3 separate regions of the Mus musculus genome follow, and regions 2 and 3 are each linked to region 1. Evidence: chromatin loops called from intact Hi-C (ENCODE). Cell type or tissue: heart. All regions are shown on one strand. Region 1 holds the start of Ei24 (etoposide induced 2.4 mRNA). Region 2 overlaps Fez1 (fasciculation and elongation protein zeta 1 (zygin I)). Region 3 holds the start of Chek1 (checkpoint kinase 1).

Region 1 (8,000 bases):
ACAAGAAAACAAGAGTTTCTCCCCTTAAGTGTTTCCATATGTAAATCCAGAATGATGATATGGTTATCATTATTATGTTGAATCGGAGTCTCACTATAGAGTCCTAGCTGGCCTGGAACTTACAAATAGACGAGGCTGTCTTTGAACTCACACAGCTCCACCTGCCTCTGTCTCTGTCTTCCTGTACAGGGCAAAAGTCTTGAACCACTATCATCAGGATATGTATAGATATATATTAAAAGCAGGGTTTTCTCATATAGCCCAGGCTAGCTTTGAACTTGGAATCCTCTAGTCTTTATCTTTCCAATGCTATGATTTCAGATTTGTGCCAAACACTGAAACCAGCAGGGACTTTACTTTTGGAAGCTTTGATCCCTTCTCCATTTTATCTTGCTGATTTGAACAAGAAGCTAAGATTTGGGCACACCAGGGAAAGGGGAAGTTTATTCTAGAATGGTTCTTGAACTTGGGCCAGGGAATAATGTTAGTCCACTGAAATAGAAGAGAGCTGTCCTGATTAGTTCTTTGTCAGTTTGTTAGGTAAAGAATCACCTGGGAAGAGGACCCTGATTGAGACTATGTCTCCATCAGATTGCCTGTTGATAAGTCTGTAAGGCTGGATTTTCTTGAATAATGATTGGGGTGGAGAGCCCAACCCACTGAGGGCAATCCTGCACCTGGGCAGGTGGGCCTCGGTGTTATAAGAAAGCAGACCAAACAAGCCTCGTAAAGCAAGTCAGTAAGCAATGTTCCTTCATGCTTCACTTCCTGCCTCAAGTTCCTGTCCTGACTTTAACTCATTGACAGAATGTGATATAAAACTGTAAGCCAAATACATTCCTCTTCAAGCTGCTTTTGGACATGATGTTGTATTGTAGCAATGGCCACCTCACTTATGCTATATCTGAGAGGTCTGGGCATTTGTTTTGCCATTGACTTTGACATCTGGGTTTCAGGTTCTTTCCACGTAGGAATAATAATAATAATGGCTTATAATAAGCATTTGATTCTATAGATGACCCGATCAGTAGCAGGTCTAAGCATTGGTGAAGGCAAAGGGAAATAAGAAGAAAAAGAAGTGAAGAGCCATAGAAGAGATTGGGAGTAGGGAACAAAGTCTTCTAGAAGAGGCAGAATAGTTCAGAGAGTAAGCAAATAGGCCACCCTAAATGATGCCATTTTTCTATAAGGGCAATTGTGAGCTAAGAGCACTTAAAAGTGAAACAAAACCAGCAAGAAAGGAGTTCTCTTAAAGGTGGGGCCAGAGGAAGACTAGTCAGGTCTCTACCACTGAGCTACACTGCCAGGCCAAGAGGGGCAATTATCCTCTCCTTTCCCTCTTTTTATTTTTTGGTTTTTCGACACAGGGTTTCTCTGTATAGCCCTGGCTGTCCTGGAACTCACTTTGTAGACCAGGCTGGCCTCAACTCAGAAATCCGCCTGCCTCTGCCTCGCGAGTGCTGGAATTAAAGGCATACTCCACCACGCCCGGCTTCCTTTCCCTCTTAAAAGCAGGGAGTTGCTGCTCTAAAAGTAACTTGAATAGGAATTTGAAGGGGATGGGAATTTAGCTCAGTGATAAAGCACTTGTCCAGTATACACGTCTAACTGGGCTAGATTTTTAAAAAATAGTTAATAGGTGGGGTACAAACCAAACCTTATCAAAATGCGATTTTTTCTCTTTAGCCCCACCCACCACTTCTCTACAACTGCCATTCTTTGCACAATGGCATTTAAAAACATTTGGGCTGGGAACTGGTGGCACACTCTTTTAGTCCCAGCATCAGGAGGCAGAGGCAGGTGGACCTCTAAGTTCAAGGCCAGCCTGGTCCTCACAGCTAGTTCTATTTTCAAGACAGGGTGTTAGTCCTGGGTGTCCTCGAACTTAATTTTTTTTTTCCTTTTTGGTTTTTTGAGACAGGGTTTCTCTGTGTAGCCCTGGCTGTCCTGGAACTTACTCTGTAGACCAGGGTGGCCTCGAACTCAGAAATTTGCCTGCCTCTGCCTCCCAAGTGCTGGGATTAAAGGCGTGCGCCATGCCAGGTTTCGAATTTAATGTTAATCCTCAGCCTTCCCTGTACTGGAGCTAAAGGAGTGAGTACATCCCACCACACCCAGCCGCGAGGACTCCTAACCAAGATCTTTTGAGGTGGAAAGACTCTTTTTTAATATGAGCCACACCTCCTGTTGGCAGCCTATATAAAGAACATGGATGAAGGGAACTCACGCTTTCCTGCTTGCTCTTGCTCTCACTGGCAAGTCCATTCCTCCACTGGCAGTAGAGCCTACTACTTTGGGATTCCAGCGTGTACTGAAGACCAGCTTCGACACCCAGCCTTGTGAAGTGCACAACTGCTGAACTCTTGGACCTTCCATTCACAGGTAACCATTGTTGGTTTAGTTGGACCACAGCCTGTAAGTCATTCTAATAAACCCCATATATATTCATTAAGTTCTGTTCCTCTGGACTAAACTAACTGGGTGGTGGTGCATGCCTTTAATCCCAACACTTGGGAGGCAGAGGCAGAGGCAGGCCACCCTGATTTACAGAGTGAGTTCCAGGACAGCCGGAGCTATAGAGTGAAGCCCTGTCTCCAGCCTCCCTCCATCCCCCTCCAAAAAATAAAAGAAAACCCATCTCCAATCTTCTTCATTCCCTTCTCAGGGTTTATATGTCAGTCACTACTAACTCACTAGCTAACTTGTATGCTTTTCTTATACTTGACTCTTTCTGGGTTTTGTTTCTTAAATTCAAAGGAGAAACCTGAAAAGGGTAAAAGTGGCTTTTCCTACAGTTTCATGACAAGAAATTATGGAGCCAGGCTAGAAATGAGCCAGTTGAAAACAGCAATCTCTACTTGTTTTTTATCACAGCCATTCCATCATTACAATCCGCACTAAATGCTACCTAAGTGGTTGATGCCTTATATTCTGAATCACTCAAACTTCTGATCTCTTGCCTCCAAATTCCAAGTGCTGAGATTGTACTATCATGCCCTGTGTAATATAATTCTTGGACTTGAAGCCAGGGCTTTTTGCATGTGCATGATAACTGATTACTCTATTGAGTTTTTGTTTTTTGCTTTTGTTTTTTTCTGAATCAAGATGTTGTTACACAGCTCTGCCAAGGCTGGTACTTACTAGGTAGCCAAGGCTGGACTCGAATTTGGACCATTTCTTCTCTTCAGCTTTCCAAGGGCTGGGATTTCAGGTGTGCATCACCATACCTGGTTTATTAGTCTTTATAGAAAGCCTCCAAATTATCAAGGTGTCTCCTATTTTATTGTTTTCATCATTTGTTCTTAAAGGATATCAGAAAGACCAGCACTGATGTGTAGATAGATTAAGGAGGTTAACGATCGCTCAACAGTGAGAAGGGGTTTGACTAGGAGGCAACAAAGGTCTAGAATCCTGGACCTGGATACCCAGAATGAGTCTGGACTCTGAGGTCCAGCCAACTACAATTCCCAGGCTCCCAGACCACGCCCCCCGGTATGGCCCCGCCCTACCTCGCTAGCCCCGCCCCTGCCCAGCGACCGGCAGGCTGCCCGCCCGACTTCCCAGCTGCCCCGTGCGGCCCGGGCATGCCCAGTGTGGGCGCAGCCCCGGCTCTCCGAGCGCCCGGGCGGAGCGGGCAGCCGGGCGCGGAGCAGGCGAACCGAGCCTCGGTGGGCGAGCGCCCTGGCTGGAGCCGCGGCGGTAGGGTGGCGGGGTAGGTGCAGGCCGCGGCGGGCAGTGGGCTCGAGCCGCTTGCAAATCGCAGCCTGGGCGGCAGGGCCCATCGAGGGCTGGCAGGCCGGAGCTAGTTCCTAAGGTTCTGGAAGGGGCTGCGGCAAGGACCCCGGCCCCCGAAGGGCCCGGGACGCGAAAGGCGGCAGGGGCAGGCCTGGCGGCGGCGCGCGGGACTCAGGCTTTCCCCAGGTGCGGCGGGGCTATCTTTAGCTCCGGTGACCCTCAGTGAGCGAGGTCCGCACCTTGTGCGCGGCAGTGGCTGGGGAGGAAGACGGGTTCTCACCCCAATTGCCCCGACGCTGCGGGAGAGAAGGGGCCGAGTACCCCAGGTTGCCCAGGAGGCAGCCTGTGGCCGGGTGATGCGTGAGGGTGTTTACCTTTTCCCTACCTGGAGTGGGAAACACTGGCTTCCTCCCTTCCGGGACTTGAATCTGGTGGCTTCGGAATGAAAGTGCAGGAGTATGTCTCAGTAGGTGCTTAATCGGTTCTAAAGACTGTCAAATTTATTGGCCAGCAGTGTTTCAAGGTTTAAGGAAGGTGATGCTTGGGTTAAACAAAAATCCTCGTTGCAAAGCTTAAGCCAAAAAGTCCAGTCTCGGTTAGAACACTGAAGTTCCAAAGTTGGTTGTAATTAGCTTTCACTCACTGTTGACAAACCGTTTATATGTAAAATATTGTGAACCAGATGATGCATCTTGGTTTTCTCTGTTGTTAGAGCCCTTTGTGTCAGTCAGTGTGTGGTCTCAAATCGTGGAAGGTTATTTTTCTGCTTGTCTCAGCAATTTGTTAAACAGGGCAATTCATACCAAATGTTCTCTCCCATAGAAAAGTTGTTAGGCCCACGGTATAATAATGGCCTTTCCTTTAAAGGCTCTATTTGGTCACTGGTACTTTGTTAGTTGGTACATGAAGAAGCCGGGTATTAATCTGCCAAGGAGTCAAATAACACAGTGGTTCTGGGATATGACAGATTTTGAAGCTCCCTGTCTGGGCTCTTGGAGAAAACTAGAGTAATGGATTTTCTCACCTCAAGTCGGGTGTGTTCTTTAACAGGATTACATTTATCCAGAATTTTTTCAGCTTTGTTTATTCTGTCGTACTCTATCCCGTGAAGAATTTTAATATGCTACCCTTTATTTGTAGATGAGCAAGTTGTTGCTTAAGATGGTGGTACATTTGTGATATACCTTAGTGTCTTGGACATTTACTAGTTTCCTGGTCATGGACTGCTTTTTACCACAACTCCTAGAGCACTGGCTTTCTCTGTACACATGATTGAAGCTCTTGAGGTTTTCTTTTTCTGCTTTTTTAGGAGGGGGGAGTGGGAGTAGTAACAGATGTTTCCTAACCTTAGGAACTTCTCTAGGTGAGCACATTTGGGTAGGATTTGACGTAAGGAGCAGATGCAGGCAGCCTTCTGACTGTACTCCCTGTTTGTCCAGTTCTGAATGGCATCAGTCCAGTTGGGTCAGTGTGGTGCTGAAGTGGCCAGAGGTCAAGGAAAGTATCCTTTATGTTTTGAAGTTTGAGTTGTATACAAGCTGACTATTATATTTTATTATCTCTTAAATTGAAGATTCTAAGCTTGATTTGGTGGGGCATGATAACTTTGGAATCCTAAAATCTCATATTTTTGCAAGCAGACTTTCCATTCACCTGAGAGTTCACTTTAAAGAAATTAAATAATTGAGAGTCTTTGGGGGGGGGGCAGGGTTTCTCTGGCCCTGGCTGTCCTAGAACTCACTCTATAGACCAGGCTGGCCTTGAACTCAGAAATCCTCCTGCCTCTGCCTCCCAAGTGCTGGGATTAAAGGTGTGCGCCACCACTACCCAGCTGAGAGACTAGTATTTTAAGATTATTTATATATAGGGGCTGAAGAGATGGCTCAATGTTTAAGAGCACTAACTACTTTTCAGAGGACCTAGGTTCAATTCGAAGCATCCACAAGGCAGCTCACATTTGTAATATATGACTGATGCACAGATATATGCAGGCAAAACACTTATCTTCATAAAATTAAGTTGGTTTTTTTTTTGTGTGTTGTTGTTTTTTAAAAAGCTGGGTAGACCTCTTAGTTCAAGGCCAGCCTGGTCTACAGAGTGAGTTCCAAGACAGCCAGAGCTACACAGAGAAACCCCATCTTGAAAAACAAGATTTTCTAGTATGAACCCTCTTATCATTTTGGTACTAGAGACTGTGTATGCGAGGCAGGTTCTCTACTAAACTATATTCCCAATGTTTTGTTTTGTTTTTGAGAGAGTTTTTTAAATTATCCAGTTGTTAATTAATTCAGCTTGTGTAGACCTTGAACTTGTGCCTATCTTAGCCTGCCAGGCAGCTGGGATGCTAGGATTTCATCACCAGCCCTCAGTCTCAGTTTAATTTCTCTTGGTGTTGGGAATGGAACATACCGTGCAAGCACTCTACCACTGAATTGTACTTTTTTTTTCTCTATCAGTTCTTTTCAACATTTATTGTCTGTTTGCATCTGTTTGCATGACCTTGCATTTACATGTGAATGAGCCATGGCCAGTGTGCTTGTGAAGTCAGAGGACAACCCACCTGTAGGCTCTGCAGAAGACACACCTTCACCTCCCCAGCCCCGACTCTGAGTTATTTGCAGCTCTGTCAATTTATTAATTATAAAGCTGGGTTTTCCAATCAACTGAGAAATAATATGAGAGAAACCTTTACTATTCTTTAGTTTTTGCAACAGGGTCTCATGTAGCTTCCTTTAAATTTCCAATTTAGTGGATGATGACCTTGAATTCCTGATTCTCTTGCCTCAGCTTTTCTAACTAACCCTTACCATTCTAACCCTTCTAAAGACTGTTTACAAATGTGAACTTTATGACCTTTTGCTTGTTTCTCTGGCTCCAATGCATATTGAGTGAGCATGCAGCCTGCCATTGAACTAGACCGTCAGCCTTAGTCTGTCTAGTTTAAAATTCTTTGTTTCTTACATGATCCTTAAAAGACATGTGCATGTATATTTAAGATTAGAAAGTGAACTGGTACTGTAGGCCAATGGTAGAGTATTTGCTTATTACATGTGAAGCTCTGGGTTTGGTAGTTTTAGATTATGTCTTAAATTTTCCCATGTATTTGAGGACTATGAATAAAGTGAATCAAAATAAATTATTGTTATTATATGAGACAGGGTTTTCAGTGTAGAACTTAATATGTATCTGCCTGGTGAGAAAACTGGTGATTCTCCTGCCTTTGCCTTCTGAGTGCTAGAATTGCAATCTATCATAGTGTGTAGCTTCTGTGTGTGCGTGCATGCACCTGCCTGTGTAGGTCTAGAAAAGGTTATTGAACCCCCGGGAGCTGGAGTTCAGATGGTTGTCAGTGGTCTGAGATAGGTGTTAGGAATCGAGGAATCGATCTCTGGTCCTCTGAAAGAGTAGCCAGTTCTCTTAACCACTGAGCCATCTTTTCCAGTCTCACATTCAAGTGCTGGAGACTATGTAGCCAGTATAAAAATTGCTTAAGAGAGTATTTCTATCCAGATTCTCAAAAGTGAAAGTGTTTGGGAGGAGTGGTTTGGAAATTCAAGGCTCAGGGGAGACCACTTGTCCAGGAGCACATTTTGCCCCTTATCTAAACATTCCTGTAGTTTCAGCAAGTGTGGGACTAGCCAGAACAACTTCCAGTATCTCATCTCTGAAGAAAACAGACTCTTAATTTTAGCAGTTAAAGGTCTAGCCTCTTAGTTGACGTTATTAGTGTCAGAGTCTATTACTCTTGTATTAGGGATACTAGAATGTTGTGTCATTTTGTAGAAACATCATGAAGTAATGGATCTTTAACATTAGTCTTTTTCCTCCATCTCTGTCTAGGCCCTCCATGATGAATGGTTTGGGGGCACTTCCCTCTCGCTGTATTTGATAGTCTGGGCAGTGGAGAGATGGCTGACAGTGTCAAAACCTTTCTGCAGGACCTTGGCAGGGTGAGTATATTTTGTTTCAAGGAATTTGTCCCTTAACCTTTTCTTTTTTGCTTTTTTGTTAAAGAAACAGACTAGGACATCTTTCTTTTGTAATTTTATATATTTGTTGGGTCTTTTACATAGAATGTCAATTTTTAGTTTAGTCTACATCACTCAGCAAGTAGGAATTTTTGGTATTTTTGAGACAGTCTTGCTATGTATCTCAGTCTGATTTTGAGCTCCTGGTGATGCTCCTTCCTGCCTCTGTGTGCCAAATACTAGGAATGTATACTATCATGCATCTTTTTTATTTTGTTACGCAGCCTTGGCTGGTTT
Region 2 (8,000 bases), 81 kb before region 1:
CACCTGACTCCTCACTTCTTGCAACATATGATTCATTTTCCTGTTCTGGGACATGTGGGGGCAGGGACAGTAGGAGAGGAGGAGGGAGGACAGAGAGAAGATGGAGTGTGTGTGTGTGTGTGTGTGTGTGTGTGTGTGAGAGAGAGAGAGAGAGAGAGAGAGAGAGAGAGAGCGCTTGTGTCCCTGGGGTTTTTTCAGACAAAGCTATTATCGAAATGCCAACTTGCTCCTGCCTGTCCAATTTGCATATTCCACGCTGAGCTCTTGGAAGCAGGATGAATATGCATGAGGACTTGGGTAGAATGTGAGGTTGCCAGGCTGTGGGCTAAGGTGGCTCATTGTTCTTCAGAAACAAGGCATAAAAAAAAAAAAAAAAAAAAAAACCAAAGCACCTCCCTGGTCAACAGAATGTCCTGTGCTTCCCCTCCCAAAGCATAGAAGAGTGCAGACCCCTGGCTCAGACAGAAATCCAACAAATGATGATCCTCTCGGCCTCACAAAGAAATACATAGTCAGGCACCATCAAGAATGGGAGTGTCTCTTCTCTAAAAGTAGCATATAATTACTCCCCTCTCATGAATGCTAATCTTGGAGGCTGTCTCAGGGATGAGAGTCACCTCTCCTGGCTTCCGGGAAATGAGGCTCCTCTCCCTATTTCTTGCTTTCCGAACAGGAAAAACTGTCATTCTGGGACACCCTAGCTTTCAACCTCCTACATAGATCCTATAATGTTCTCGGTGACAAGGCTGTAGTGGGAGAGCCTAGGTCACGATTGGTGCTCAGCAGTGCAGATGAGATGGTTTCAGTCAAATACTTGAAGCCTTAAGTTATAATGCTTCTTAAGGCACCTGGGTATGTGCTGAGGGTATAGATCAATTGGAAGAGCATGTCTCTCTTGGGCAGTCCTTGGTTTGATGCTAAGCATACACACACCTTACAGTAGACAATCATGCCTACTCATTGACAGTCTACAGTTCCTCATGACCACTGACTGAAGATAGTTCTACTCCACATGTTGTAGTGAGAGTGGAAAGCTCTTATAATTTCAAAGAAAATTCCAGCTCATCCTACAAAACTTAGGGCCAACAAAACGCTTGCTATGTTGTTTTCATCCTGAAAGGTCACGGCTGTCTCCCATCCTAAGACAGATAGAGAAGGTTGGAGGGATGCCCACCCCACCCCACCCCATCCTATGCTTCCACGCCACATAATTAAAGGCTGGCCTCCAGTACCATAATGACTTTTCTTCCTGGGATATGATCAGACTAGATTTAGAAAAATCTTTTAATAGAAACACACTTGAGTTCAGGAAACTCCCAGCTACCCGACCACTAACCTATCTGTGACGGCTCCTGATAGATGGGACTCTCCGCTACTGATGGACTGTTGAAAACTTAAACTTGGTGTGGGTTTTGTGATGGAGTGTGATGGGCCCTGAAATGCAGCTCATCATTTGGGCTTCCCCCCTCCAGCCCATTTTCTTATGGTATTCCAGAATGTTGGGGGGAGGCTGAGGAGAGCACTGGCTTCACCTCTTAACACCAGCTGAGCCTTCCTTGGGTTTAGGCTCCATTCAGAGCTCTAGGTACCCTAAGAGTTAAAGCAAAGCTTTTCCCAAATTTGATGTGAACACCAGCTATAGGGAGGGCCAGGGATTTTGTCTGTCTTGTAGGTGAGGTCAGTACTGCTGGACATCAAACCTTGACTCATGGGGACAGAGGGAAGGAAGAGCAGGTAGTACAAAATCTTGAGGGATGGCTTTCACAGTCCCTCTCAGAAAAGGTAAGAAAACCGAGGCACCCTTCTCTCCCTTTCCCTGATAACCTCCTCCTGCAATAAGAGGGTCCCAGACACTTGAGGTTTATTTTTAACCACCATTGGCTTTGATTAGCTTGTCTCCGAGTTGCTTCAGACACCTGCTGGCAGGATAAATTGGGGGAAAGAAGTGGCTGACCCAGATCTGATAAACCCAAGGCAGGAAGAAAAGCTCAGGGTGGAGGTGGGGGGGGTGGGGGGGGTGGGGGGTGTTCCACTAGTTCCCATTTGCTGAAACCGAGGAAAAACCTGAAGACAGGCAAAATGTTAAACCTCCCAATGATTTCATATCACTAGCAGGCTTTGGCATCTGTAGTTTTAGAGCTGAGGAGTTTCAGAATTGAAGTTATCTTTTGTTTTGTCAAAGGCCTAGTGTGTCAGTATATGGATTCTAGTGGTGTGTATGCGTGCTTTGTAGTTTTTTCCACCTTATGTGACATCCAGGGGCGGGGCATGGTCTATGTATAGCTTGGTGCTATAAACACACATGATGGGGTTGCAGGTACTCTGGTAGCTTTCCTGGTAGAGTAAGGCTTTCCTCCTTTGCCCTTCTCCCCAAAGATTGCTCCTTTTCGGCTAAAACAAAACAAAACAAAAACAAAAACAAAAACAAAACAAAACAAAACAAAACAAAACAAAAAACCAGAAGACAGAGAAAACAGTGGCAGAGAACTCACCCTGTCTGTTTGCACTGTCACTGTCAGTAGGCTTCATATGGAGAGGCCCAGGTGGTTAAGCAAGCACTATGTCCCCAAAGCATCAGTGAACATCTACTCAGATGAGACCAAAGTGTCAGTCCATCTCTACTATGTCCTAAGTTGCCTCAGGTAAGTTGCTGAGCATCTCTGCTTCATGGCTCTGTCCCCTGAAAACCCCAGAAGGTATGAATCCATACCTGCTTGTGATTCTACGTTGCTGTGATGTAACGCAATATGTAGAAAATGATAGGGCTGGCAGCCGGCTAAAAGTGGCCACCCCATATGTTTTGAAAGCCAGTTGCATGGGAACTGCAGGGTTAGTATCACTCAAGGTAGGAGATGAAAGGGGATGGGATTCAGGCTACGCTTAGACAAAGTCAGCATCCAGGATACAAGGGAAGCAATTCACCTGCTGGTTTTCGAGGCTGACAGATGCCTACTATCAAAGCCAGAGACTATATGGAGGAGTCAGTGCCACTGGTCCTCAGGGGTTCAGGAAGGAGGAGCAATGATACAAGATGCTGTTCTCACAGGCCATTGAGGGCAGACAAGGAGTGATGATAAACCTCAGTTCAGGAAAGAGATGTAGTCTTCCAGGTAGTTGAGGTCAGCAAAACTACTTCCCTCCAGCCCCTGTGCTCCAAGACCACCAAAATCCAACCTGATACCCCAATAAGAGGCACTGCAGCTTATTGGCACATCCCTGAGATTCTCTATCTCTTCCTATCCTCAGACTATCTAGTTTGTACCACACATTTCCAAGCAGTGGAGACTTACGAGACCACAGATAGCCTCCTTTTGTAGAATAGGCAACCTTACTACATCACATGACCTCACCAGTGCCCACCACAGGGCATCAGTGCCATGGCTACAGACCAGCATTTGAGGACAGTTGGACATCATTTCCCTAAAGGGTTTGGAACACAGAGCCAATGGACACCACTCTCCAAAAACCATGAAGAATATTAATTAAATGAAGGTTTATTTCAAAATTAGTCTTAAGAGTATAAGCTGGGTTGAGGGCTGGAGCCAGACTACATAATGAGTGGTGAGGGCACCTGCCTTCCCCAACACAGGTGGAGAGGGAGCAGAATCTCTGGCCCTGCGCCCGATCATGCATCCAATGATTACTAGCACTAGAAGCCAACAGCAAAGGATCCCGCGCGCAGTTGCTCTTGTTTAATCCAGGTTAAGCTATACACGTTTAAATACACGCCGGAGGTTACGTGGTGTCATGCAATCCCAGCGATGGAATGACTTTCTTGCTCAGTGACCTCCTGTAGTGAGGCTGCTCCAAAGATGAGGTTAGGTTGGACAAAGCACTGAAACGAGAAGAGGCGAGAGGTCATGCAGGGATCACACTGAGCAGAGAGCTACCCTGAGGACCAGGCAATGACTGCAGCCCTGAGTCATCCCTCTGAGGACAGAAGAGAATGACAGGTGTCCGTTACAATATCAAGCACTGTAGTCTCCACCGCCCATGGATCTAACTCTGTGGCTTTAAGAAAATGCCTTTCCTTTCCATTCTTGTTCTTCACCCACATACTAGGATATACCTAAGCTGCTCGTAGGTTGCTGAGAGACTTGTAAAATATGCTTCGTAAATATTAACTACTTTTATAAATTCACTGACATTTCAGCAGGTCACATGTCTGCTCACCAATGTCACATAACTCATCTCTACAAACTTCTTTGAAAAACTTCTTTTCTTGCAAAGTCTTTCAGAGTCACAAGTTCTTTCTAATTTTTAACCTAAATTCTTCCTATTGAAATTTAACATTAATCCCCCTGATCCCCATAGAAAGAGTACAGTTTGGGATTTCATAACCAGGTTCCATAAACCTCCTGCAACTCTTCTAAGTTTTGTATGAATGTGGAGCAAGAATTCATAAGATGTTGGGTCTAGACAGTGTGCTGTCATCAATGGCCAGTTACAGACTAAAAGAAGACACATGCAGACAGTGTAGTGTTCTTCACAGGGTCCTACAAATACTCATTATGTCTGTTTGGCAAAAGACCCAAGCTTGGATCTGATCAAGCCTCTTGTTCCATTAGTTACAATAAATAAAGGAGACAGAGAGTAGACTAAATTATACCTTGGGCTGAAATTAGGAAGACTCTAGGACAAAGATATTCTATAGCTTAACAAACGAATTTAAAAGAAGGAAGACAGGGGAAAGGGAAGGCTATAGTTGTTGTTGTTGTTGTTGCTGCTGCTGCTGTTGCTGTTGTTGTTGTTAATGTACATTATAGGCTGGGCATCGTGCTGATCCCAGCACTTGGAAGGTGAAGGCAGGAAGACCAGAATGTCAAGGTCTTCCTCAGCTACAGAGAGAGTTTGAGGCCATCTTGGTCTGCATGGGATCCTGGAGGAGAGGTGGAGAGGTAAAGAGAGGAAGAGTAGAGAGTGGGGGTGGGAGTGACTGAGACATAAAGACAGACAGACAGACAGACAGACAGACAGACTTAGGAGATAGATAATCAAATTTTATGGACCTTCATCAGGTCCTAATGTAAACAAATAAACTCAAATCATTGTATGGGAGAAAGTAAGGTGAGCCGTACAGTGATTAGGTCACCAATGCCACTCAGTATGCTTAATTTTGTAGTTGTAGCCTTTTCTCTCCCCCCTTTGTTGTTCTGGAAATGGACCCCAGGGTCTCAGCCCCAGCTCTTTAGTTGTGACAATGGCATTGGGGCTATGTGCCCAGTTCTTAGGAATATACACTGAAATATTTATGGATGAAATATACTAACAGAAATTTGCTTCAAAACAATATTCCTGGTTAAGACTTTATAAGACTGGTGTGGGCTGGAGACATGGCTCAAGAGTTAAGAACACAGGCTACTCTTCTGAAGACCTAGGTCTGTAATTCCTGTCTCAAGGGAACTGACTCCCCCTTCTGGCCTCTTTGGGCACACACAAGGTGAACAAACATTCAGGGACTATATACATAAAAACTGTTTAAAAAGGATTGGCTGTGAGTTAATGAAGCTGGGAGATAAGAACCATCTTTCTGTTGCCTGCACTGAAAAATTCCATGGTCAATGTTCAAAAAGAAGCACAGAACAGTAATTGTCACTCAATGGAAGACTGCTTGCCTGGCATGAATGAGCCCTGGGTGTCTACTAGTACTCTCTTTCATAAAAAGTTATGAAGAGACGAACTTAATCATGACATCATTTTCCTTTCAAGTACCGAAAGTCTTAACTTATTTTCAGGCTTTGTTTTTCCCAACCAAAAATGACATGATGCAAGAGCTATCATATTTCTCCACAGTAAGTCCTTTGTTGGCATCTTGTTCCTCATGAGGACTCACAGTGGTGACCTGAAGTAACAGAATCTCTTCAGACCTGCTAGTAACACCCATGACCTCAAAGCCCTCATGACGATCATGTGGTGTATGTGACTACTGCCTGGTCGGCCTGGTGTGGGAGCTCCAAGAGAGTTTCAGCATGAGCTCCACAGCCTGAGCAGGAACTCAGAGGACCCTTCTGTTCTGGGAGGAGGGCAGCTGCTCTCACCTTTTAAAATGTAGTCCGTTAGCAAAGTAGGCACCTTCTCGTTATCCTCCTTCATGGCGAAGAGAACTAGAGAAGGAGAGAGAGGGAGATATGGGCCAAGACACTATAAGGGTATGAAGTTTAATTTTAAGGCTAGACAGTTTCCACCCTACGCAAGAGAGAAATGATTTGAGGAAACCTGGCATTCATACATCACTCTACAAGTTTCTATCAAAATTCAGAATCTTACGTTGAGAAAGAATACACCCAGGGAGCCACAGGGTTGTCTCTGCAATGTGGATCTACCACTGACTTCTTTAAATGTTCCCCTGTTCGATCATCTACACTTTCTATACATCTACCAAGCACGTATTTTTAACAAAAATAAATACTTGCCAAAACAATATCTAAATGTTAATAGTAATTGCTGAATCACTAATAAAACTGTGCTATTTGTTTTGTTTTGTTTTTTTGAGACGGGATCTCACTTTGTAGCCCTGGCTGGCCTGGAACTCACCAGGTAGACCAGGATGGTCTCAAACTCAGAGACCCACCTGCCTCAGCCTCTGGAGTGCTAGCACGAAGGGCATACCTCACCATGCCCAGCTATGAAACTGTCCTTAAGGATATTCTACTCACATAAAAGATGTTATTGCAATAATTCTCACCTCCAGTTTATTGGCCACAGATGAAGTTTATCTAATGAACCTTTATTCTATGTTATGTCCTGTGGGGAGGAAATGAAGTCCTGGGTGAATGAGTATTGTTGAAAGAGTATAGTCAGCCAGTTCAATGGCCCTGAAGCCTCAGACCCAGGGAAATGGCAAAGCCTTCTCCAGATGAGGCTCAGGAGAAGGGAGGACAGCAAAGCCTTTCTCAAGACTGAGTATGATTGTTATAAATGGTTGACCCTTAGCTAAAACCAATGTATACAGGGACTGTTAGCCATATCTTCCTCCCTCCACTGACTGCAACCTGAAACTACTCTCCTACAGAGATCAGCTAACCTCATCCATCCATGTTCAGCTATCTACAATAAACTGACCCCCTCAACTAAGATGTATAAAATTAATGTATGGAGTTTCCAGGCTTCTGCTGTTATATCTCCATTTTAGCACATGGCCTACCCAATCCCAGCTTTTCTGTCTGTGTGTCTGTCCTTTCTGCTTTCCTCATTACCCGAGTCAGGTCAACCCCCCAAACCATGCAGGTCACAGCAATGCCCATTACAGGGTTAGACTATGCCGACCTAAAGGACTGTGGACTCTCAGGGAGTCTACACAGCTCTTGCTGAAATATTTCCTTGATGTATACAAAAAATAGACAGTAGGAAAACTTTTAAAGTCTAAGGAGTTTTAAGAATTATTTTTATAACAGTTTAAAATTTGTATGTTCGAGGGTGAGACTGTAACTCAATGATAGGACACTGGTTTAGTAAGGTCCATGCTCTGTTCCCAAACAAATAAATGCTTTTGTGTTAACAAAATAACATGTTCTAATGTTACAACTTACATTACTGAAGTCAACTTTGGGGAAAATTCCATAAGAAAGTATCTGAGCCTCATTTTTAGCATCAACAAAAGTATCTGACAACACACTCTTTCACCATCAAGCTTCTGTAAATGGATTACAGCGTACCAGTCAGTGTAGTCTTACACCACCTTATTAAAGTGGGAGACTTACATGTCTAAAGCAGTCTTATCAATAGAGAAGGCTGAAGAACATATATTAGCTTCATAACAAATATATCCTAACACAGAAAAATCTAGAACAGTACATGAAACCATTAAGCAGTTCCAAGTGTGAGATCACGGAGTATGTTTCTTCTGGGACATGTTTCTATATGGTCTAATTCTCCTTAATGTACATATTTCATGTTTATAAGCAGAGTGAACAGTGAAGATCAGCAGACCCTGAGTCAGGGACAACTGTGACAAGGGTGGGACCCCAGGTCCATTGCCATGTTGTCCTGGTTTTAAGACT
Region 3 (8,000 bases), 71 kb after region 1:
GTGAGTTGCCATGCAAGTGCTCGGAATTGAACCCTTTGTAAGAACAGCCATTGGTTTTAACTGTTGAATTAACTCCCCAGTCCATGATGAAGTTATTTGAGTGTGGGGCTTTCTGAGTCAGTTTTCTAATAGTTTCTTAGTTGCTCTTCTTTATTCTACCTTTTTGGAGATTTCCTCAGCTGTATTTGTGGTCTTGCTCTGTTTTCCCCTCCCTCCCTCCCTCCCTCTCTTTTTCCTCCCTTCCTCTTCCCTCCCTCTCCCCTTTTGTATGTTGTGCGTAGGTTTAAGCCCAGGGCCCTGTGCATGCTAGGTAAGCACTCTTAACAGTGAGCAACATCTCTTAATTTCAACCATATTTAAAAAAAATAACTTTTTTCTTTTCTGCTTTCATATTTCTAAAGTCTTAAGCACTCTTGTTTAGAGATCTCTTTTGTCCCATTGTTTTGCTGCCTTTCCAATTAAAGACTTTTCCAAATTCTTGGCTGACTGCTTTTTTCAGACTGGGTGGTCTAAAGTGTTATGGAGAATGTGTGCATATGCTTTTTAATGTACTATGATCAGGCTGGGCTGGCACACTGAGAAGTTGTTGATATTGGTGTTAGATTTCCTTTTTCTTCCATAATATGTGTTAACTTTCCTTCTTTCTTTTGTACATAAGATTCAGGATTTCTGTCCTTTTATTCAAGGATATTGGCCAGGCTGTTGCCTTTCTAGGTTAAAGTAGAAAAGGAAAGCATATTGGTTCAACTCTCAGTACATACACTTAAATTTAAATGCTATTTTCAGGATAGCCACACCTTTTACTATGTCTACTTTATAGTTTAGCAATCATTTACTATCTCAAACCTTACTAGTAGCTTTGGGGAAGAGCTCTTCCTTGGTTATAGAGCTCTTCCTTGGTTATACAACAGGAAGTGTTTAGAGATCTCTGCTTCATAGGTAGTCGTGTGACTGCCCCATTTTGACCTTCATATTCAGAGTTGCCTGGTGTCCTCATTTCAATTCTGGGCTTCCCACGATGCATGTCAAGTCACTTTCCTGTACTGTCATTGGTGTCTTTGGGATTAATCATTATTTTGTGTTTGTTACCTTTTATTTTCAGTAGGCTTTCAGTTTTCCCAAAATTTCTCATACTCAGAAAGGAATAGAGGGTATTGTTTATGTGGCCCCTCCCTCCTTTAAAGTCAGTCTCATGTAGCCTAGGTTAGATTCAAATTTAGGGTGGCTTTGAATTCCTGATCTTTCTCCATCTCCCTCCGAAGTGCTGTGATTACAGGCAAGTGTTATGCCTCGTTTCACTACTATTCCTTCCTAACTAATTTTAGGGAGTTTTATCATGAGTCCTCCTACTCCCCACCTCTCTTCACTTTCAGTTACTCCTCTGTGTCTGAACAGTTTTCTTTTAATCGATTCAGACACATTAGGTGTTTTGAGACAGTATTTAATTTATTCCAGGTTATCTTTGAGCTTTCTATATAACCAATGTGAACCTGAACTGGTCTTCCTACATTCACCTCCCTGTTGTTGGTATAGGTGTACACACAAACACATAAACACACACACACACACACACACACACACACACACATATACACACTCTTCTCCAAGTCAGAACTCTGATACTGTGTCTTTTCCAGGAAATAAGACATTGATTCCATTTAAGACTAGAGGAACCTAGATTCCATTTAAGAGCACTTGGGAGGCAGAGGCAGGTGAATTTCTGAGTTCGAGGCCAGCCGGTCTACAGAGTGAGTTCCAGGACAGCCAGGGCTACACAGAGAAACCCTGTCTCAAAAAACCAAAAAAAAAAAAAAAAAAAAAAGACTAAATCAACCTCTTGTAGATTTCAGAATATACACAGGAAATCACAAAGAAATGGAAATAATCTAATAGCTTGTTTTTAATTACACGAACCCTAAACTGATAACATGGTTTAAGTTTAAACATTTCCAGGTTAGATTTCATGGAGTTGGAGATGTAGCTCAGAGGCAATGCACTTGACTAGCCAGCACATGGTTTCATTGTTTCCTTATTTTTTGTATCCAAGTCCCTTTTCTTAGAATTGACATTTCTCTATTATGAGACTTTTGTATGCTTGGCAGGCATTCTACCATTATGCCATAAGTCTAGCCTAGTTAAGGAATATTGATTGTGCTCCCCAACCCACCTCCTTTTTTTTTTTTAGATAAGATCACACACACTCACACACCCTTGGCTCAGGCTGACCAACCTGAATCACTTTCCCTGGCTCAACCTCCCTAGACTGAGGTTATAGATGAGTCACCATTAAGTCTACTTTGCTGTTTGTTTTTTCTTGAAAGCGAGCATCTTGGTTGGGTATCTCCTGCTTTATCTCTATAGTGTGGTGGGCCACCGTGCTTGTTTAAGAAAGCTAGTACAGGCAAATAGTCGTGTGTCCCCCCCCCCCCAAAAAAAAAAAAAAGATTTAACTGGTTCTGGAGCCTCCTGTTCAGGCAATATTGGTGACTCTCACTGCACTTTCCCCTCACACATCCGCGGCGATGTGGTTTTTTTTCCCCTTCGTTTTTTTTTTTTTTTTTTTGGTAAGACTAACCCTGTATAACTCGGATTGCCTTGAACTCAAGATCTTCTTGCTTACGCTTCCCAAGTTCTAGGTCTACAAGCATGCACCACCACACTTGCTTTCCTTCGTTTTTTTTTTTTTTTTTTTTCAGAATTCCAGCAGCAGTTGCTAGCTTCTCAATTCGAATACTAAGGGGGGCACAATTGAGTTTACAGAGCACTCTGTGTCGCTTAGTTTGAGCCTTCCTCCCTGGGGCTCCGAGGTCAAGAGCAGGTCGGTTTACGTACTTAACGGTGCAGCCTTTGCAGGCTCTGAGTGGCAGGGAACCTGGGTTCTTGGCCCAACTGGTGGCGCAGTCTGGATGGAGGCTTCGGTGCCTCTGTGGAGCAACGTAAGGCGTGGCACACGCCCCGTGCCATTTCCATTTCATTCGGACTCAGAGATCAGTTCTCACCAAAGCAGTCGTCAATACCAAATCTGGTCAGCTTGTGTCTTAACTACGGCCACATCAGAATTTCAGCCAGTATTAGAAGGAAGGGTCCTTGCGCGGTCGGTCTACTGAAGTCGCTCCTCTGCAGAGCCTGGGATAGGACAACGCGCGCCGGCCCGCTTTACGGCAGAGGTGTGCGCTTTTGCGACAGCATGACGCAAGCAGGTTTTGGCGGGAAAAGCTGTGCATTTGGATTCCTGTGGCAGCTGGCAAAGGACTGCTTGGTGAGAAGGGCGTCCTGAACAGTGGGAAAGAACTCCAGCAAAGGACCCAGAGGGCTTGTTTAGTGTGGACGGGCGCGGGGAGGGAGTGGTCCAGACTAGCAGAGAGGTGGGAGGGCCGCCCGGAGCCCGGGCTGGAGCGGGTGGCCCGTGGCTCTCCAGCATAAAGGGACCAGAGCGATTGTAAGGCTCCGGGGTTCGCATGCTTTCCCGGCTCTAGGGGTCCCTGCCTCCCGCTTCTCTCCGCGGCTTGGCCCCGCCCTGTTCCCTCCCGGTGCTGGGGACACGTGCCGTTGGGGTGGGAATTGGAAGTGAGCGGGTGGGAGGAGGGGCTGCTCTGGCAGTAATTACCGTAGTTACACCCAGCTGCTCCCCACCCCCGCACCCTGACCTGCCCGCAACTCCCTTTCCGGATCATTCACCCGAAAGCTCTTGTCTTGCAACCCTGGAGCCAAGCAAGTGCTCAGTTTTGCATAAAGGCGGACGGAGGACAAACGTGGAAACAGGATTTGTGATAAACAGGACAAAATGTTCAAGTTCAGTATTATGACGTGGGTAAATATGGTTCAGATGTAAGATGAAAAGAAAGTCGTGCGGAATCATAGCAGGAGACATGGCTCAGTGGCATTACAGGTGATGAGAGTTTACACTCATCCCCAGTATTTTCTGGGATCCTGCATTTTACAGTCGCTGTGCTTGGAGTCATGGCAGTGCCTTTTGTGGAAGACTGGGATTTGGTGCAAACTTTGGGAGAAGGTGCCTATGGAGAGTAAGTTTGAGTCCTCATTTTAATTTTTTATTGCAGTGTGTGTCTGTCTGTCTGTCTGTCTGTCTGTCGTGCTATGGTGCGTGCACCTGTGGAGGTCAGAAGACAACTTGCAGGAGCTGGTTCTGTTGAAGGTTTGGAGGGATCATTAGGCCTGACAGCAAGAGGCTTAACCTGCCTGGCCATTACCATGGTCTTCCTAATTTAAATATTACCTGTTTGTTTGCTTTAGTTTTCCACCTGTTGTCTGAGTACACACTTTAAAAAAAGTCCTTTATTTCAAGTGGCAAAGAGCATGGATATTCGCATTTGTACATCAAGGCTCTGAGTGAGTGAAGCACATCCACACCTGTTCCTCCTCTTTTGTGATGGTAGACATTGAACCTAGTGCATCACTCATGCTGGGCTTATGCTCTGCCATGAGCTACATTTCTAGGCCTGTAAAACACCAAATTTCTTCTTACATTTGTTTTTGTTCAGATCAAAATCTTGTTAAATTGCCTAGGTTGGCCTTGAACTTGTACACTGTAGCCTCCCAGGTAGGTATGACAAGCCTGTGCTTGACGGTCCAATTTCTTTTCTTTCTTTTTTTTTTTTAATTTTACTTTTATAAAATTTTCTTTTATAAAAGAATTGTTTTCCTAACAAATCATGTGTCTTAGAATTTTAAATGAGATAATGAAAAGACCCTGGCGGCATCCTGCCTAATTTCAGATCTCCACACTCAGCTGATCCTGGTTGTATTTGTGTTCTTTTTTTTTTTTTTTTGGTTTTTTGAGACAGGGTTTCTCTGTATAGCCCTGGCTGTCCTGGAGCTCACTTTGTAGACCAGGCTGGCCTCGAACTCAGAAATCCGCCTGCCTCTGTCTCCCGAGTGCTGGGATTAAAGGCATGTGCCACCACGCCTGGCTGTATTTGTGTTCTTGAGCAAGCTTTATGTGCCTTTGTTTCTTCATCTGATGATAGAATTAATGGTTCTTACCTTAAAGATGTGTTCAGTAGTTGGCTCAGGCATATATGCATGAGATTAATAAGTGTAAAGTAATGCTGTTGTATTACTAGATCATGTGTATATGTGATGTATTGTAGACTTGCTATTGTCTTTCAAAGCATGGTCAGTTATTAGATAACTTGCAAGCACAAGGTTTCCAAGTTTCCAAGACTTTCTTGGAGCATTAATGGCAATGCTTCACATTTGTCTCAATGCGTCTGAGAACATAGCAGAGGCCATTTCATTTTCCTTGATGAAGAAAGGAAGAATAGTTTGGGGTGTGTTACATCTAACTTTTTGAAGCTTTTTTTCTTAAGATTTATGCATTTTTAAAATATGGATGAGTGTTTGCCCACAGAGGGCCAGAAGTGTGGGATTCCCCCAGAACTGGAAATTACAAATGATTGTGAGCTACCATGTGGGTGCTGGAAACGGCTGAGGTCTGAAGCAAGTGCTCTTACATGCTGAGCCTTCTCTCCAGGCCCCCCCTCAGGTATCCCCACCCCTCAGTTTTGTTTGTAGAGAGAATAAATATCTCATTGGCACCAAACTCCAAGAGCTCTGCTTGCCTCTGCTTCTCAGAGACACCTCCACCCGCTGCTAGGGTTTTGCTTTTTTTGTTTTTTTTCTTTGAAAGTTTCTTTGTAGTCTAGGCTGTGTTTGAACTTGGACCCTTTTGTCTCTAGAATGCTGGAATTACAGGTGTGTATCAGTAATCTTTTGAAGAGTTAGGAGAAAGGGAATTCTGAGGTGAAAATGTTGTAACTTTTTCTCTCTTTCTTTTTAAGAGTTCAACTTGCTGTGAATAGAATAACTGAAGAAGCTGTTGCAGTGAAAATTGTAGACATGAAGCGGGCCATAGACTGTCCAGAAAATATTAAGAAAGAGATCTGCATCAATAAAATGTTAAGCCACGAGAATGTAGTGAAATTCTATGGCCACAGGAGGGAAGGCCATATCCAGTATCTGTTTCTGGAGTACTGTAGTGGAGGAGAACTTTTTGATAGAATTGGTATGGAAAAGATTTAAGATAAATATTTTACTGAACACCTTCATACGTTGTGTGTGCTGCTGGACATTAAACCCACCATCTTTCCACAGGCCCTTCAACTGGTCTACTACTCAACCATGTTCTCAGCTGTTTCTTTGGTTTTTAGAGAAAAGGTTCCTCTCTGTAACCCTGGCTGTCCTGGTACTCACTCTGTAGACCAGGCTGACCTTGAACTCAGAAATCCACCTGCCTTTGCTTCCTGAGTGCTGGGATTAAAGTGTGCACCACCACCACCCAACTCTCTTAGCTGCATTTTTAAATGTTAGCTAGATCAATTTTATTTCAGAATTGGTTATGTAACAGGAAAATTGGAGGAAGAGTCAGGCATTCTTGACTTTGTGATGTAAAAGTTTTATGATTTAAGTCTGTGATGTAGTGAAATTGTACATGACTTCCCTGTTGGCAGTCATTGGGAACTATTTAAAATTATTTATTTATTTTATGGCTGTTTTGTATTCTGTGTACCATGTGCACACCTGGTGCCTGTGGAGGCATGTCTGATGCTATAAGAGGCTTGAAGAGGGTACTGGATCCCCTGGAGCTGACAAATTGTTGTGACTCATGTGCGTGCTGAGAGCCAAATCTTGGTCTTATAGAAGTGCAGCCAGTGCTCTTAACTTTTGAGCCATCTTTCCAGCCCTGAACTTTGTGTTAGAAGAAGTAGGGAGACATTTGAAGGAAATGAAGTCCACTGGGGTTAGTATAAGATTAAAATACTTTTAAATTACTTTCCTATGATGTTAGCTTATTTTTATTATTTAGCATCTAGGGAGATGTGAGTTATTTAGTGATGTATTTGTTAATGGACTTAAGTCTTTTGATAGTATGCATTTCCGTTTGCTTAAGTATAAACATAGTGAGATATGAATTAAGAGCCTGTATGGTTGATGCCTGATTATAATCTTTCAATAGACTATAATTGTTTCTTCCAGAGCCAGACATAGGGATGCCTGAACAAGATGCTCAGAGGTTCTTCCACCAACTCATGGCAGGGGTGGTAGGTACTACAGCCTCTTTCCCCTTGCTTAAAATTAGCATCAATAATGTGAGTTGCTAAATTCTACTGTTTTGACCTCCCACTTAGGTTTATCTTCATGGAATTGGAATAACTCACAGGGATATTAAACCAGAAAACCTCCTCTTGGATGAAAGGGGTAAGATTAATATTTTGTTAATTCTATCTGTCTGTCTATCTATTGCATGAGTACTGTGTCTGTATGTACACCTGCCTCTCAGAAGAGCACATCAGATCTCAGTTTAGAGGGTTGTGAATCACTATGTGATTGCTGGGAACTGAACTTAAAGATCTCTGGAAAAGCTCTTAACTGCTGAGCCATTTCTTCAGCCCTTGTTAATGTTATATTTTAGGTTAATCATATAGACCTGTGTCTTAGTTAGGGTTTTACTGCTGGGAACAGACATCATGACCAAGGCAACTCTTATAAGGGCAACATTTAACTGGGGGTGGCTTACAGGTTCAGAGGTTCAGTCCATTATCATCAAGGAAGGAACATGGCAGCATCCTGGTAGCCATGATTCAGGAGGAGCTGAGAGTTCTACATCTTCATCTGAAGGCTGGTAGCAGAATATTCTTTTCCAGATAGCTAGGACTAGGGTATTAAAGCCCATACCCACAATGACATACCTACTCCAACAAGGCCACACCTCCTAATAGTGCTACTCCCTGGCCCAAGCATATACCGACCATCACATTTCACTTCCTGGCCCCCATAGGCTTGTCCAAACACATGAGTCTATGGAGGCCATACCTAAACATTGCATACATACATTTCCCCATAGTCTGTAGCAGTCTTAACAATGTTTAAGTCCAAAGTCTCTTCTCGGATCCATCCAGTTACTTAACTGTAATCCCCAAAGCAAGATAGAGAACCAACTGGGCAAATGCCGAACTCTGCATCTCCATGAACTCTGCATC

The links. Peaks named below come from ENCODE experiments on the same cell type or tissue, not always from the same donor. Only the 100,000 strongest peaks of a DNase experiment are listed, where the experiment ranks them.
Region 2: it touches region 1 in a loop (2.8-fold over the local background); 9 of 42 quality-filtered maps call a loop at or near these places.
Region 3: it touches region 1 in a loop (2.6-fold over the local background); 2 of 42 quality-filtered maps call a loop at or near these places.

The regions. Positions count from the first base shown.
Region 1 is chr9:36,792,925-36,800,924 of GRCm38, reverse strand. Ei24 (etoposide induced 2.4 mRNA) reads left to right here and starts at 3,591. Exons shown (of 11, transcript NM_001199494.2): 1 at 3,591-3,712; 2 at 7,576-7,685. The coding sequence starts at 7,644. In heart, no CTCF peak of the experiment used is centred here; a DNase peak (open chromatin) is centred at 3,534; H3K4me3 peaks cover 1,542 bases; H3K27ac peaks cover 902 bases.
Region 2 is chr9:36,874,401-36,882,400 of GRCm38, reverse strand. Fez1 (fasciculation and elongation protein zeta 1 (zygin I)) reads right to left here. Exons shown (of 10, transcript NM_183171.5): 9 at 6,039-6,104; 10 at 3,477-3,835. The coding sequence ends at 3,819. Among named protein-coding and RNA genes, the nearest start is that of Fez1, 46 kb to the right of the region's middle. In heart, no CTCF peak of the experiment used is centred here; no DNase peak of the experiment used is centred here.
Region 3 is chr9:36,721,822-36,729,821 of GRCm38, reverse strand. It overlaps Chek1 (checkpoint kinase 1), which reads left to right and starts at 3,164. Exons shown (of 13, transcript NM_007691.5): 1 at 3,164-3,259; 2 at 3,944-4,025; 3 at 5,802-6,025; 4 at 6,997-7,061; 5 at 7,149-7,218. The coding sequence starts at 3,961. Stt3a (STT3, subunit of the oligosaccharyltransferase complex, homolog A (S. cerevisiae)) reads left to right here. Exons shown (of 18, transcript NM_008408.5): 18 at 1-478. In heart, a CTCF peak has its summit at 3,233; a DNase peak (open chromatin) is centred at 3,191; H3K4me3 peaks cover 2,460 bases; H3K27ac peaks cover 1,576 bases.